Regions from separate parts of the Homo sapiens genome. Here regions 1, 2, 3 and 4 are each linked to region 5. A link is a contact called in ENCODE Hi-C or POLR2A ChIA-PET data. All regions are on one chromosome and are shown on one strand. The core of a region is the stretch at or near the end of the contact, and the rest is flanking DNA. Distances in the headings are between cores, read along the strand shown.

Region 1 (2,839 bases), core at 79-2,578, 1.8 Mb after region 5:
GTTTTCTGGGTAAATACATATTGCAAGGTTTCATATCTTGTTTCAAATTTCATTTAAATGAAAATATTTCAAATGTACATAGTTTGAGCCTTATAAATAATATGGCACACCATCAATCAATTTGCCAGAAAAGATCTTGATTTTGCTCTGCAGATGTCAGCTGAAAGCCTGAGCAGATAAATGAACTTAAATTTAATGAAATGCTTCAGAACTCAGCTATAGAATTTATGTTCTCTTTGTTAAATTGAAAAAATAACCATTGAAATCCTATTTTAGAATTATTTAAAAACTTGGGTCCAAAGTTTGAACTATAAATCCCTAGCTACAAAGGCAATTAATTTAGTTGTTTCCTCTTCTTGTCTATGAAAAATAATCTTCTCTTTATCTCTGGCCAGGAAACACAAGACAGAAACAGCTCAAGATCTGTGATAACTTATATAAATAGAAAGCACTCACTTTCTGAATATTATTTTGGCAATACATACAAGGGTCTCTAAATCAATAGGTTTTATTATATTGAAAAATCATACATCAAAAAGAAATGATAAAATGGCACAAATATTGCCATGCTATTATAAAGATACACTGTTCTATAGTGAGATTGGTCTAAAGAGAGCTGCTCCTGGAATCAGCAACTCTAACTGTGCCACTAACTGAGTGTCTATTTTTGAGCAGATGAGACTCTGGGCTGCAACAGTTTCCTTTATAAAATAAGAAATTTAACTGGATTATGTCAAAAAATCATGAAAATATTTTCCATATGTAAGCATTAGCTACATATAATATATACATATATTTAAATAAAAATATATACTTTTAATATTTTCAATTCATACGGAGTCTTTTTTAAACTGTTCCTGATCCCAAACTTTTATATCATGTCATATCTTATTTGGTCTTATCAGTGAGACACAGCAACATTGTCTAATACCTGAAATGAGAATTTTCAAATGTGTTTAGATTTCTCCAAGTTCTTATAAATTTCCTTTCACCCTTTTATTTTAACATTTTAGAGTATTTTCTACTTATTTTAACAAGATTGTAGTGCTATTTTAAAGAAATCCAAAGCAGAGAATACATACAGTTGTTTGATGAAATATTTATGTGTGTGTATGTGTGTCTATTTATATATATGTGTGTGTATATACATACATATGCACATGGCAATTTTAGAGTTTTTTTTTAGGGTACAAGTTGGGGAATTTTCAAGGATACCATGAAACTAGTTTTCAATGTGTTGCTCTAATGGACTAAAGAACAAGCTATGAAAATGTTCCCTAATATCATCATCAGCTTGGTTAGAAAATCCCCAATCATACCTAAATATGAAAAGGGTCAGAACATTGAGCGAGTTGCAAAATTCCCCCAAGCGGTTCATTTCATCATGACTCACAGTGCTTGAATAAGGCAAAGTCATTTCTTAACACACAAGTTACTGTAGAGGAAGATGAATGCCTATATTATCTCCTGACTAGCCCATAACATTTTTGGAGCTTTCTGTCTTCCTTAGGGTCTCTTTTCCAGTCAGCCTACATTCTTTCTTATAACATTCTTGTCTCTAGGTTACTTAAGAATATAAGAAAAAAAAAAAGTCCCCAAAGTTTTCTTATTACATATATTCCAAACAATAAAAACAAATGAAGATAGTTTGTTTTTTCAAAAAAGATTGTTTCTGTGTGTTTTATTCTCTAGTAAGTACCCCTTTCCCTGGCCCCCACCTAATCCATTTGCAATCACAGTATGCCTCCTCATTATCACACTCAGTGTCACAGTAAGACATTCAAAAACTTATTTCCTGTGCACACCAAGTTAAATGAGAAAGCCAAAATAAGGGAAATGCAAAACCTACTGTACATCATGATAAAGAAAGAAGAGAGGTTCATAAATCTATTTGGAACGTATTTTTGTTGTCATGTTGGTAATTTCTACACAGGTTACTGATTTCCATAGTTGCATAGCTGTTTACTCTTATTGCCTTCCATGCCCTTCTAGAATAAAGTTGAGTATGTAAAATTATGGTTGGGAACCTGATGCTTTTTGTAAACTGGGACTTTTGTAAATTGGGATCAACACAAATTTTTATTCAAGCCATAGGTATTGGAGTCATTATGCTTATTTCTTTAAAAAGAGGTCAATTATGCAGTATATTGCTGAGGCAGGAGGATAGGGTCTGGAGGCAGGGAACATAAGGCCAATTCACGCTGACTTCTTAGAACTAAATCAAATGGAAACACTTCAGCTATGACAAGAAATATCCTCTCCATTTACATAGGGCATACACCAAGTAACCAATGGAAACCTCTAGAGGGTATTTAAACACTAGAAAATTCTGTAGCGCAGTTATTGAGCTCCTATGCTTGGGCCCCCTCCCATCCTGTGGAGTGCACTTTCATTTTCAATAATTCACTGCTTTTGTTGCTTCATTCCTTCCTTGCTTTGTTTGTGTGTTTTGTCCAATTATTTGTTCAAGACACCAAAAACCTAGACACCCTCCACTGGTAACATAGTTCTGACACAATTTGTGGATAGGCATTACTGTAAATTCTTAGCCTATACTTTTAGCTGATCTTTAATACTGTTTGGAATCTCTTCTGTGAATCTCTAATCAGTGACAAATTACATGTCCCATCCACCAGAGGTATTACATGCATTTGCCAAATCCCTTGATCTAGCATTCCAAAACTACCTTGTCACTTCCCTATGTAATCTTGTTGGCTACCAAGCTGGTTTTGTTGCTTGAGGAAGCCCCTGCTTTGTTTTCTTCTTTGGAGCTTCAGACCTAGCGCAGTATAGCAATCTATACATGTTTATAGAAGGAATGAACGTGATACAGCAGGAA
Region 2 (2,871 bases), core at 56-2,555, 1.5 Mb before region 5:
ATCCCTAGTTATTCTGTTCTCTGGTGCTTGTTTAATTTTTTCAAAGACATTATCTCCTGTCAGGTAATGAGATCTCTCCTCCTAGTTAATCTTTTTTCTCTTTCCATGGAATAAATTGGTATTTTTGCATGGTTGGCAGGAATAGGGCAGTGGCAGGTTTGAGAAAAATCCAGATAAGAAATCTGATGCCACCAGTGTTACGTGCCTCTTGGTAGATCAACCAAAATAGCCAAGCAGATGAGGCCCTTTGATTGGCCTACCTGGGTGGCATGCCCACCACAGGTTCCAGAGGAACCGGTCCATCTAGTTGGGTTCTGCTGGCAAACCTGTCAGGAGAGAGGGGTCAGAAATTTGGGGCTTGGGGGTGTGAAGGATGTTCAGTGATCATTTGTGACTCTCATGGGTGTTCTGGCCTTCTCAAATGTCAGTGTTCCTATGACCTAACAGCTCATCCTTTTAGGGCCCTTACTATATGCTAAGCGTTGTTCTAAGTACTTCATGTATGTGTTCTCTTTAAATCTAATGATAAGAATGGGTTCTCATTTTTCACTCTCACTATATATACACACACACATAAACACATCTGCATAGGTGTTATGCATATATGTTGTGTCTCTGTGTGTGTTAGCTACTGATTTTTTTTAATCAGTGAGATTTACATCCCATCTTCTTTGGCAGCCCTTTTCTGTGAAACCACACAGTGCTTGCTCTTGAAATGTCATGACATGTTAGGGACTCACCAGGCCATGTCTGTTTACAGTCATGTTACGTTTTGTGCTTGTCACATTACTGCATCTTAAACTATTTGAAGGTGGAGATAATTTCTTACACATTTTGTTGTGTCACATGGTTCACACAGCCTGGCACAGAGCACAGGCTCATCTCTTTGCTGAGGAATTAGAACCCGACTGCAGCTTTGAACAGAGTGGGATTGTGGTTGGCAGAGTTCAATGGATTTATTTATCTTCAAGATCATATTTTATATTTTGCTCTGTCAAATCAGGATATCTTCTCAAGGTGAAAATTCCAATAACAACTGAATATATAAATATGGCTAGAAACTGGAAAATGAGATGTTGTAGATAATTAGACATTTATTCAGGGAGAAAATGGCTGCACTGATTTTTCCCCTGGTAATTGGCTTTACTTTTCTTTATAATTAAAAACTAACATATTGCTTTTGTAAAAATATGACCTATTTCCTTTACTTGTAACTTTAAAAAGTGAATTCTACCAATTTGAGTGTAATCATTACTGACTCATAAATCACTTGAGAAAAACAGACTTTGAACATTTCCTGTTTTGCAAATGAGGAAACTGAAACCCAGGCATGTTAAGTGGTTGGGCCAAAGTCACACATTACATTACTAGCAGAGACACTTTGACTTAGAATATATATTTTATCCAATAAATATTCAGGGTCTAGTAGATACCTTGCTGCTGGTAGGAACCCAATAAATATTGGTTGGGAGAATAGATTATTCTGACTGGGTACTGACCAATCAGAACAGAAGTTGCCCTTAACAACTAGTGTGGCCATAGTGGTGCATATTGACAAAGTGTCGGCCCTTTGGAAAGCCAAAGGAGGCTAACCACTGTGCCTGCACCAAGTAGGCAGATGGTCAGAGCTGAGGGTTCATTTACTTCATCCCTTTGTTTTTCTAGATGTGTCCCAAGCCACACATTCAAATCAAGAAGTGGAAGTCAGCTTGTGGGTTCCTGGTGGATAGTGCTTTCCACCACATCAATTCTAAATGTGTGGATAGAAATGACATGAGGTTATAGTAGAAAGACAGTAATTTGGTTCTTGGTAACTAAATAGTTCTGTAATGAGGCAGGGGCAAGTTAACCCTTAAGGAGAATGATTAGAAGTGTTTAGCTTCATTTAGGAGACAAGAGTGAAGCTGAAACTCAAATGAGAAAGTAAGAAGTCAAGAAACTATAGATATCATGAAAGTCTATGAGTAAAATGCATCATTGAAAGTGATAGATAAGAGAATCATTAAAAGATTTCCTGGAGAAGGTTGCTTGGGGTTCAAGGTAGGAGAAACAGAAGGGAGCAGAAGATTATAGTTGTAATTGACTCACCAACCCATATCTTCAATCATATTCTTTGGTTTCAACATTCTAATACCTCTATAGAATTCCAGTTCACTGATGCCTAAAGTAGCAGTGTCCTTGGCAATGATTTAAAAGACATCCTGTGAAGAAAAGCATGCTACTAGTTTAACTTTTTTTTCTTAGTTTTGAAAAATAGAATGAGGATTGACCACTCCTACTCAATTATGAACCAGGGTAGTGCTTCTAGAGAGTCAGTTTTATCCTCATTTATCATAGCAAAAAGTCAATAAATGATATATGACAGTTAATAAATCTGGAAATAATGCATAAGATTTTCTTTTAAAATTTAAAGATTATCAACATTACAACTGAAACGGGAACAATTAGCAGAATTAAAGCGTTTCTCTTTTGCCAGAACAAATAGGGGACAGAAAAAATGTTACAAATAGTTATTAATTGCTTTTCAAAATAAACCTTTCTGTACTAAGTTGTTTTTCGTTTGTTTGTTTTGAGCCCAGGTACACACTACTTTAATAAACTTTATAATATGAAAAGGAAGATAATTTTTCCAAATTGTTTTCTTTTGGTGAGGGGGAAGCGCAGGGAGGATTCTCTGTTAGGAGCCAGAAACGTGGATGAAACAGAGGGTTTCTTCAAAGGACGAGTCCGTAACCAATCTTTTAAAAATGAATGGCAGGGATTCAATCTATCAAATTAAGATACATTTGGCTACTTTCCCAATGCCTTTTCTTTCCCTCTAGAGCTACTTAGTGAGTCATCCCTACAACAGGTATTTAGTAAACATGATGA
Region 3 (2,700 bases), core at 35-2,534, 1.2 Mb before region 5:
ATTTTGCACATACATAAAAAAAAAATCATAAGTATTGGACAGATGCCAAGTTTACTGTTGAAAAATTTAAAGCAGAAAAATGATATCACACATCAAATCTCATCCAGAGTCCATGTCTTCTTTTATGGTATGTTTGGTATTTCCTGTATCATTATGACATTTTCCTAGTTTTCTTACACTAATAGGGTAAACAAAGCAAAGAATTGCCTAATCACCAGGAAGTTCATTAAGAATGGTTTAATTGAAATTAAATTTTCAGGCCACTTAATATCACTCAGACTTACCACTTTAAGGTTAATTTATCATGTTTTTTTATAGTCTATATTTGGACAGTTACCATAAACATGGCTTGATCAGCTCAATATTCTGTATAAATCTAACAGAAACCAGAGGCTCTCTTGCTGTATCTGTTTCCTAAAGAAAACAGTCCATGCCAAGTTTCTGTGGCAAAGGTCAGTACTTAATAGATACTGTGGTACAACTTAATAACCTTATAAAATTCTGGTTGTTAAACCACAACTTGGAATCATAGCCTTATTTTTTACATGTGCTCTCATGCACATAGATTTTGGTGCATAAACAGATTTCTTAAGCATTTTCACTTCTTTGACTTCAAATGTATGTAATATATTAAAAATGTATATTTTTGTGTTATTTTCACCAATGCCACCCTTGTTTCTTTTAGTTACACACTCTTTCAAGATAAAATTAGAAGACAGGTAATTGTAAAGTAATTATGTTATTGAATAACAAAGCACAATTGTTAGTGCTTTTTAAAATTATGTGGGAATAAGAGTCATGACAGACTTGCTTCAGGCACTGCAGTTTTCCCTCCCATTTCCTTGCCTCCTCTCACATCCTTTCTCCTCCTCTCCCCTTCTCTTCCTTCCCCTTTCCTTCCTCTCTCTTTCTCTCTCAATATAAAATCATCCCTGTAGGCAAAACTCTGGTATTTATTTCCATTAAGATGCTGAATGTTTTCCAAATCATTTTCCAAATCACTTATACATGAATAATTAAAAAACAATAAAAGGTATCAATATGTAAAACATTTCACTTGAATACATATTTGGAATTTTCACATAGCATTTTTACTTATAAATTAGGTGTCATACATTGAGATGAATTCATGTTTATGTATATATGCTAATTAGAACAATAAGAGGATTTTTAGCATTATAAACATGTTCTTTTCCACTCTACCAGTTTGCTCTTATATTTAAGTGCAAAAAAGAAGAGCACTTTTTGTCTGAGTATAACATTGGAATTTGAATTGAGGTTGTGGACAGTATGGCTACTGCAGTGTGGTTGCTAGAGGCACTCTGCTGATTTCGTATGTGTGGGTTGAATAGACTGCACTTTCAAATGGCACCTACATGAATCTAACTATAGCTTTGAAATAAATGAAAGGAAATGATTCAGCCCAACTGGAGTTTTCATAATGTGCTTAAACTGTGGACTGCAAGGATCCTGGGCGATTTTCTAGTCCTGACTCCATATGACAGATGGACACAAAGAGCCAGAAAGGTAAGACTGACAGCTATCGTTCCTGGAGAATGGAACCTCACCTCAGATGGAAGGAAGGCACATCCCTAGGCTTCTGCCAAGTCCAGATGGTCTTTACTAATTTCTTTTTGATGTTCTTTACTTTCAGCTTTAAAAATAATATTCATAAAAGTAATATGTGCCTTTCTATAAAGACAATGGTTTATTTCTCTCACTCTGCCTGTTTTAATGGCCTGTCTTGGTACTTTTCCAGTTTTTAAGGGGAAAGTAATAAAACTCAAATACCTTCTAGCTGTCCAGCTTACCACTCTGTAACTTCCTCATGTTATGCCCATCATTTTATAATACATACCTAGAGAACATTTTCATTTGATAGGACTTAAAGCCATACTAATAATATTAGCCACTGTCCTATTTTTGACTTAGAATAATTTCTTCATTTCCATTTCTCTAGTTAACTTCCTTTTATAGTCAAAATAAAAAGCTTACATTGTTTCCCTTCCAACATTAGGAACATAAACCAACTAACCAACGTATTACTAAGAACCAGAAAAAAATATTAACTATTCTGGAAATGGTAGATGGAACTTGATTCAGGAGGGCAACTTTTATGCCATGGAGATAAGAAGTATAAGAAAATGTTAAAAACAAAAGATTATATAACCCAAATGCTGAATATCTGTGAAGTCACATTGATCTGCTTTTTTACACATAAAATAAAACTATTACTGATGAAGAGACTGAATCTTCACAGTTTCAGTTCATGAGAACACATCATGACGTTCAATTTTTAAAGTCTCAGACAAAATGTTATATAATATAAATGAATACTGTAGTCTCTTGAATTCTGGCTTGTATAGAAATTTCTACAATATCCAGAAGAGAGGAAAAGATGAAGAAGAAGAAACGGAGTTCAGTGAGTGTAGTGTTTATCTAATTCCAACTTCAAGACATACATATCTGAGCATGTGTGCAGTGAGAGAGGAGCTGGGACATTGAGACTCAGAACAGCCCTGATCTTGGAGAAAACTGTAAGCTCTTAATGAGGGTCATGCACCAGGATGTGTAGAGACCAGCCCTGAGGTTGAGGACTGGAAAATGAATCCAGGCCCTTCCTGCAGAACGCCTTCTAGGCCACTCTAAAGGATCTAGATATTTTTCCCCCATAATATTTATCCCTGCTTTTCTTAATTT
Region 4 (2,700 bases), core at 84-2,583, 1.8 Mb after region 5:
CCACAATGTGATGTAATTAGGAGATGAAGCCTTTGGAAGGTGATTGGGCCATAAGGGTGGAGCCCTAATAAATGGGACTTGTGCCCTTATAGAAGAGACCTTGAGTGCTCACTCCCTCTCTCTTCACTATGTGAGGATACTGCAGGAAATCAGTCATCTGAAAATCAGGAAGAAGGCCTTCACTAGACACTGAATTTGCTAGCACCTTGATCTTGGACCTCCCAGCCTCTGGATGGTGAGAAATAAATGTTTGTTGTTTGGCAGGGTGCAGTGGCTCACGCCTGTAATCACAGCACTTTGGGAGGCCAAGGCAGGTGGATCACGAGGTCAGGAGTTCAAGACCAGCCTGGCCAACATAGTGAAACCCCGTCTCTACTCAAAATACAAAAATTAGCTGGGCATGGTGGCACGCACCTGTAATCAGCTACTCAGGAGGCTGAGGCAGGAGAATGGCTTGAATCTGGGAGGCGGAGGTTGTGGTGAGCTGAGATCACACCACTGCACTCCAACCTGGATAATAGAGGAAGACTCCATCTCAAAAACAAAACAAAACAAAACAAAACAAAAAAAAAACAGTTTGTTGTTTAAGCCACCCAGTCTTTGGTATTCTGTTATATTAGCCTGAATTAAGTCCTGATTATTCTTAATAAATCACAATTTTCCCTTGCTATAAATTATTTTAAAATAAATTATATAAAAATGCACAGAAAATGAAGACCTTAATTAAAATAAATTGGAAGGCATTCCAAGTGCTATTAACATTAAGTGATAGGCCCATTTTCTCTGATTTACCAGAACAAAAGGCAAGTCATTTGACATTTCCTTGGCCTTAAAATATCCACCTGGAAATGGAGATGCTAATTTTAATGTAATTCAGATAACTGGTAACATGTATAACTAATATAAATGCTTATAACGTATTGTCCTGCATATACATTATTATGACAAATGTTAAAAGAGAATATTTTGTTTTTCTGATATTCTCATGTTGATTCCAGAGATAAAGACATACTGTTTAAAAGGAAGAATTTGGATCCTTGGGAAAACAACCAGTAAAGATTTTGACAAATATCTATAGACTTCCCACATTACTTACAAGTTGACTATAGACTCCATCACTGCCTTCAAGTATGATAAAATTGCTAATTTCATGGGGTATGTCTAAGCTCTTTTCTTTGGTTTCTCTGAGGTACTTTTTAAATGTTTATTGGGGCTATCTTAAAACTATCTTCCTTTGATTCTTCTGAAGTTGCATTTTAAAGTTTTGCTTCCCAGTGACTCATGCTTTCTTCATTTCCTGTTTCAGCTTCTCTTCTGCCGTCTGCTCCATAAATGGGGCCCTCTGCCAAGTTTCTGTTCCCTTTCTATGTTTTCTCTCTTATACATTGTATATACCTCTATGGCTTTAAATGTTGCTACTAAGTTAAAGATTTCTCAATTCATTTATTTGGCAGCATATCTCTCTTGGTTCCAGTTAAAATTTCAGCTCCCCATCCGTAAGCTTTACATGTGCATCCTATGTAATATTTCTGGCTTCCAGCCTGTTCTGATCATGTTGCACTTGGAGAATACCTTTTCCTTGGTGAATTTGCTTCCTGATTCTCCCCGCTGAATAGCAACCACATCTCTAATTCAAACCTCTCGGCTCCAGATCAGTACATTCAATATTCAACTGGTTCTTTAATAATTACACATTAACACAAAAAAGTTACAGCAGTTCAACTTACCATACACAGGGTTCTTGATTTACCACTCTTCAATCTGATTCTTTTCTGGTGTCCTTTGCCTCAGTGAATTATATCACTCTCTATATTGTTTCACAAATTAGAAACATGGGCGTTATCTTTGACTTATCCACATGTGCAATACAATACAACCATCACCACTGATTTAATCAAAGCTACCTTAATGTTTCCCCCATATTATCAGAAAGCTTAACAATTCTCTTCATATAAGCACTTATTTTCTTCTCTCCTCTGCTTTCTTTACTGCAACTACACTCAGTTTCCATTTCCTTTCTCTTCATTTATCTGAAATTCTACTCATTCTTAAAATCTCAGTTTATGGTCCAATTCTTCAAAAGTTTCCATGATTTCTACTGGCCGTCAAATTTTATTTTAATTTATAAAGTAGCAATATCTTGGAAAGCTAATGTGCTTTCATTTAGACCCATTTCACAGATGAGAAATTTAAGGCTCAAAAGGAGATGTCATATGCCTGAAGTCCCCTAGCTACTCAGTAACAGAGCAGGGGTTTGAAAACAAGTTTATGTCACTTAAAATTCAGCCTGGTCTGCAATATTACCTCCCACAATGTTCAATCTTGTCTCTAATGTTTTAGTGTTATTACTATGGTACTGTTTTTGTGTTTCCATTGTTTCATATTCTCATCCGGAGTAGAAACTCCCAGAGAGAGGAACCATTGCTTCATTTGATCATTTAACAAATGCTTTTGTCTATTATATACCTGACATTACACTAGGACCTAGGAATACAGAGCTAACATGTCAAATTTAACAATAACTAATTGTCTCCATGATAAAAGATACTGTTTGGCAGGTCTAAATAATTACTAATAAACCCCTAATATTCTCTATTTTAATGTTGACTATTAAAAATCTGCATCAGATATAGCTTTTTATAAAGCCAGTTATAGAAATCTTGAAAAAGTGTTTTGGGATATAATTCTGATTTGGAAGAT
Region 5 (2,700 bases), core at 132-2,631:
TCCCAAAGTGCTGGAATTATAAGTGTGAGCCACTGCACCCATCCTGCTATCTTATTTATTTATTTATTTTGAGACAGAGTCTTCCTTTGTTACCCAGGCTGCAGGGCAGTGGCGCAATCTCGGCTCTCTGAAACCTCCTCCTCCCGGGTTCAAGCGATTCTTGTGCCACAGCCTCCCAAGTAGCTGTGATTACAAGTGCCTGCCACCATACTTGACTAATTTTTGTATTTTTATTAGAGATGGGATTTCACCATCTTGGCCAGGTTGTTTTCGTACTCCTGACCTCAAGCGATCTGCCTTCTGTGGCCACCCAAAGTGTTGGGATTACAGGTGTGAGCCACAGTGCCCAGCCCCATCCTATCTTTTAAATTATAGGCAAAATACATTTAAAGTGCATATCAAATGCAGCCCTGAGAGGGACAGAATATTCCAGAAGAGCCAGAGATGGCCTAAACTAACTGAAGGAGATACTACTCAGTATACATTGCATTGGTGAAAAGAGCTGAAGAGATGGAAGAATTTGTCACTGTGTATAATAAAAGACTTATTTTAGCGTAAACTGGTAGCCATAGGCTACAGAGCTAAAACTGTTCTAACAAGTTGCATTTTGTTGACCTTTCAAAATAAAATGCCCAGAGTACCCATCTTAATTCACTGTATCATACAAATGATTCTTGATTCATATATTGCAGTGTTGGAACAGGTTACTTTTAACAAAGCCTCCCAAGTCTGTGATTTGTAGAGTGCATAATTTTCTTCTAAGGTGATTAGAGCACTTTTTAGACATTGCCTAAGATAAGTCTTTGTACCAGTTTAAAAAGTCAGCAGTACTATAATTATAGTTTTCCAGGTGTGAAATATGAAGATTAAGCTATTGGGCCTGGGTCAGTGGCCCACACCTGTAATCCCAGCACGTTGGGAGGCTGACGGGGGCAGATCACTTGAGTGCAGGAGTTTGAGACCAGCCTGGCCAACATGGTGAAAACCTGTCTCCACTAAAAATACAAAAATTAGCTGGGCATGGTGGCACATGCCTGTAGTCCCAGCTACTTGGGACTTGAGAGGCTGAGACAGGAAAATTGCTTCACCCAGGAGGTGGAGGTTGAAGTGAGCCAAGATCCTGCCACTGCACTCCAGCCTGGGTGACAGAGCGAGACTCTGTCTCAAAAAAAAAAAAAAAAAACAAAAAAAAAACAAAAATGAAACAAAAAACAAAAACAAAAAAACAGTTTAGGCTATTGAAGCCTGAGTATGGATTATTTTAGCTTCCAGATTGCAATAAGCATCGTGTAAAGATGAAGATCTCCAAATACAGAGAATGCAAGCAGTGTGCCTGACTTTGCTTAGAAAGTGCTGACAGGAGCGAGGAGTTTCACTAGCATTTCCTGTCTCAGAAACAAGTTCTCCATTTGATATTCAATGACAGTAAAACAGGGATCAGAAACTGTTACTGTTTGTTCAAAAGCAGAAGCTAGAATCATTTCAAAGAAAGACAGTGCAAAATTAAAACTGAAACTCCACTTCTACCTCTCTGTAGAAGCAGTGGAGTGTATCTCCTAGGGGCTTCTACTCCCTTGCTGCCAGTGAAATTTATTAACCACAGAAGTGTCTTTCACTTATGTCCTAAATGAAGGTAGATCTTACTGTTTTTGATACTAACCAAGTCATCTTCTGGGTACCAAAAATAGTTTTTGTGGCTTTATGAAAAGTCTGGCCTTTCCACAGCATGTGTATCCATTGACCTCACTTCTGAGAGCTTTAGACTAATTTGGTAATTAGACTAATTTGCACCATTAATTAAAATGCTCTATGAAATAACCCAAATCCCAATGCAAAGAAGAGAACAGCATGGTATACAGATGTTTGTTTTTTTAAATTTAAAAACATTTTATAATCTTCTTGCATTCCAGAATCAGATTTTAAAAAATTAACCATCCCTAAAAAAACTCACAAAAACCACTTTTATCAGGAGGTTCTATTCATTCTTCATGACTGTGGTGGACCATCCATTATTTTAATACACTATCAAATTTCAAAGTTGGTGACAAAACAAGAAATAAAAATGGAGGGAATTCTTATGGCTTCATGGGTATTTAGTTAGGGAGTGTAATGTGGGGAAGCTGTCACACAGGAGGCAAAAAACTGCAAAGAGACTAAATATGTAAGGTATTTTTATAGCTTCCTCAGCCATTTTCTTTACCTAAAATGCCCTTTTCTTATTTCTTTTTTTAGACAGAGTCTCACTCTGTCACCCAGGCTAGAGTGCAGTGGCACGATCTTGGCTCATTGCAACCTCTGCCACCGGGGTTCAAGATTCTTGTGCCTCAGTCTTCCGAGTAGCTGGGACCACAGGTGCACGCCACCATGCATGACTAATTTTTTTGTATTGTTAGTAGCGATAGGATTTTGCCATGTTGACCAGGCTAGTCTCGAACTCCTGACCTCAGGTGATCTGCCTGCTTCAACCTCCCAAAGTGCTGGGATTACAGGCATGAGCCACTGCACCTGGTCCTCCTTTTCTTATTTCTAAGTGATATTCTCATTCATCAAGGCTCAATTCAAAAATTACTTCCTGTCAGAAATTCTTCTGTCTCTATCCTCAAACCTCACATTTGCTGCTTTCTTACTTTTGTTTCTGTAGTCATTTCTTAACAGATCATATGATTGATTTTTAGTTTTGTAGTTTTATCCTCTAATAGA

What was found. A loop is a pair of places that touch in the nucleus more often than their neighbours do. ChIA-PET counts read pairs that join two places held with the same protein, here RNA polymerase II (POLR2A). Pooled maps may share reads with other maps.
Region 1: a pooled map shows a loop between it and region 5 (6-fold over the local background). The contact joins two enhancer-like sites. A Hi-C loop is called at or near these places in 5 of 37 single-sample maps with no recorded cell type and 5 of 50 pooled maps.
Region 2: a loop to region 5 is called in a map with no recorded cell type, with 16 times the contacts of the local background. The contact joins two enhancer-like sites. A Hi-C loop is called at or near these places in 8 of 37 single-sample maps with no recorded cell type and 9 of 50 pooled maps.
Region 3: a map with no recorded cell type shows a loop between it and region 5 (8-fold over the local background). The contact joins the promoter of LINC02234 here to the enhancer-like site in region 5. A Hi-C loop is called at or near these places in 4 of 37 single-sample maps with no recorded cell type and 3 of 50 pooled maps. POLR2A ChIA-PET finds 5 or more read pairs at or near these places in 1 of 52 experiments (PC-9).
Region 4: a loop to region 5 is called in a map with no recorded cell type, with 10 times the contacts of the local background. The contact joins two enhancer-like sites. A Hi-C loop is called at or near these places in 4 of 37 single-sample maps with no recorded cell type and 9 of 50 pooled maps.

The regions. Positions count from the first base shown.
Region 1 is chr5:100,839,208-100,842,046 of GRCh38, forward strand. The region is part of intron 4 of ST8SIA4 (ST8 alpha-N-acetyl-neuraminide alpha-2,8-sialyltransferase 4); the gene reads right to left. Among named protein-coding and RNA genes, the nearest start is that of MIR548P, 24 kb to the left of the region's middle. RefSeq lists enhancers at 1,210-1,459, 2,374-2,593. Within about 2 kb of position 1,329, at least 5 of the 41 ENCODE cell types and tissues checked have a DNase peak (open chromatin) inside an H3K27ac peak, as active enhancers do.
Region 2 is chr5:97,546,871-97,549,741 of GRCh38, forward strand. The region is part of intron 2 of LINC01340 (long intergenic non-protein coding RNA 1340); the gene reads left to right. Among named protein-coding and RNA genes, the nearest start is that of LINC01340, 44 kb to the left of the region's middle. Within about 2 kb of position 1,306, at least 2 of the 41 ENCODE cell types and tissues checked have a DNase peak (open chromatin) inside an H3K27ac peak, as active enhancers do.
Region 3 is chr5:97,839,474-97,842,173 of GRCh38, forward strand. LINC02234 (long intergenic non-protein coding RNA 2234) reads left to right here and starts at 1,285. Exons shown (of 3, transcript NR_146299.1): 1 at 1,285-1,527.
Region 4 is chr5:100,776,543-100,779,242 of GRCh38, forward strand. No RefSeq gene overlaps it. Among named protein-coding and RNA genes, the nearest start is that of MIR548P, 39 kb to the right of the region's middle. RefSeq lists enhancers at 225-1,424, 1,196-1,265. Within about 2 kb of position 1,334, at least 9 of the 41 ENCODE cell types and tissues checked have a DNase peak (open chromatin) inside an H3K27ac peak, as active enhancers do.
Region 5 is chr5:99,026,035-99,028,734 of GRCh38, forward strand. No RefSeq gene overlaps it. Among named protein-coding and RNA genes, the nearest start is that of CHD1, 98 kb to the left of the region's middle. Within about 2 kb of position 1,382, at least 5 of the 41 ENCODE cell types and tissues checked have a DNase peak (open chromatin) inside an H3K27ac peak, as active enhancers do.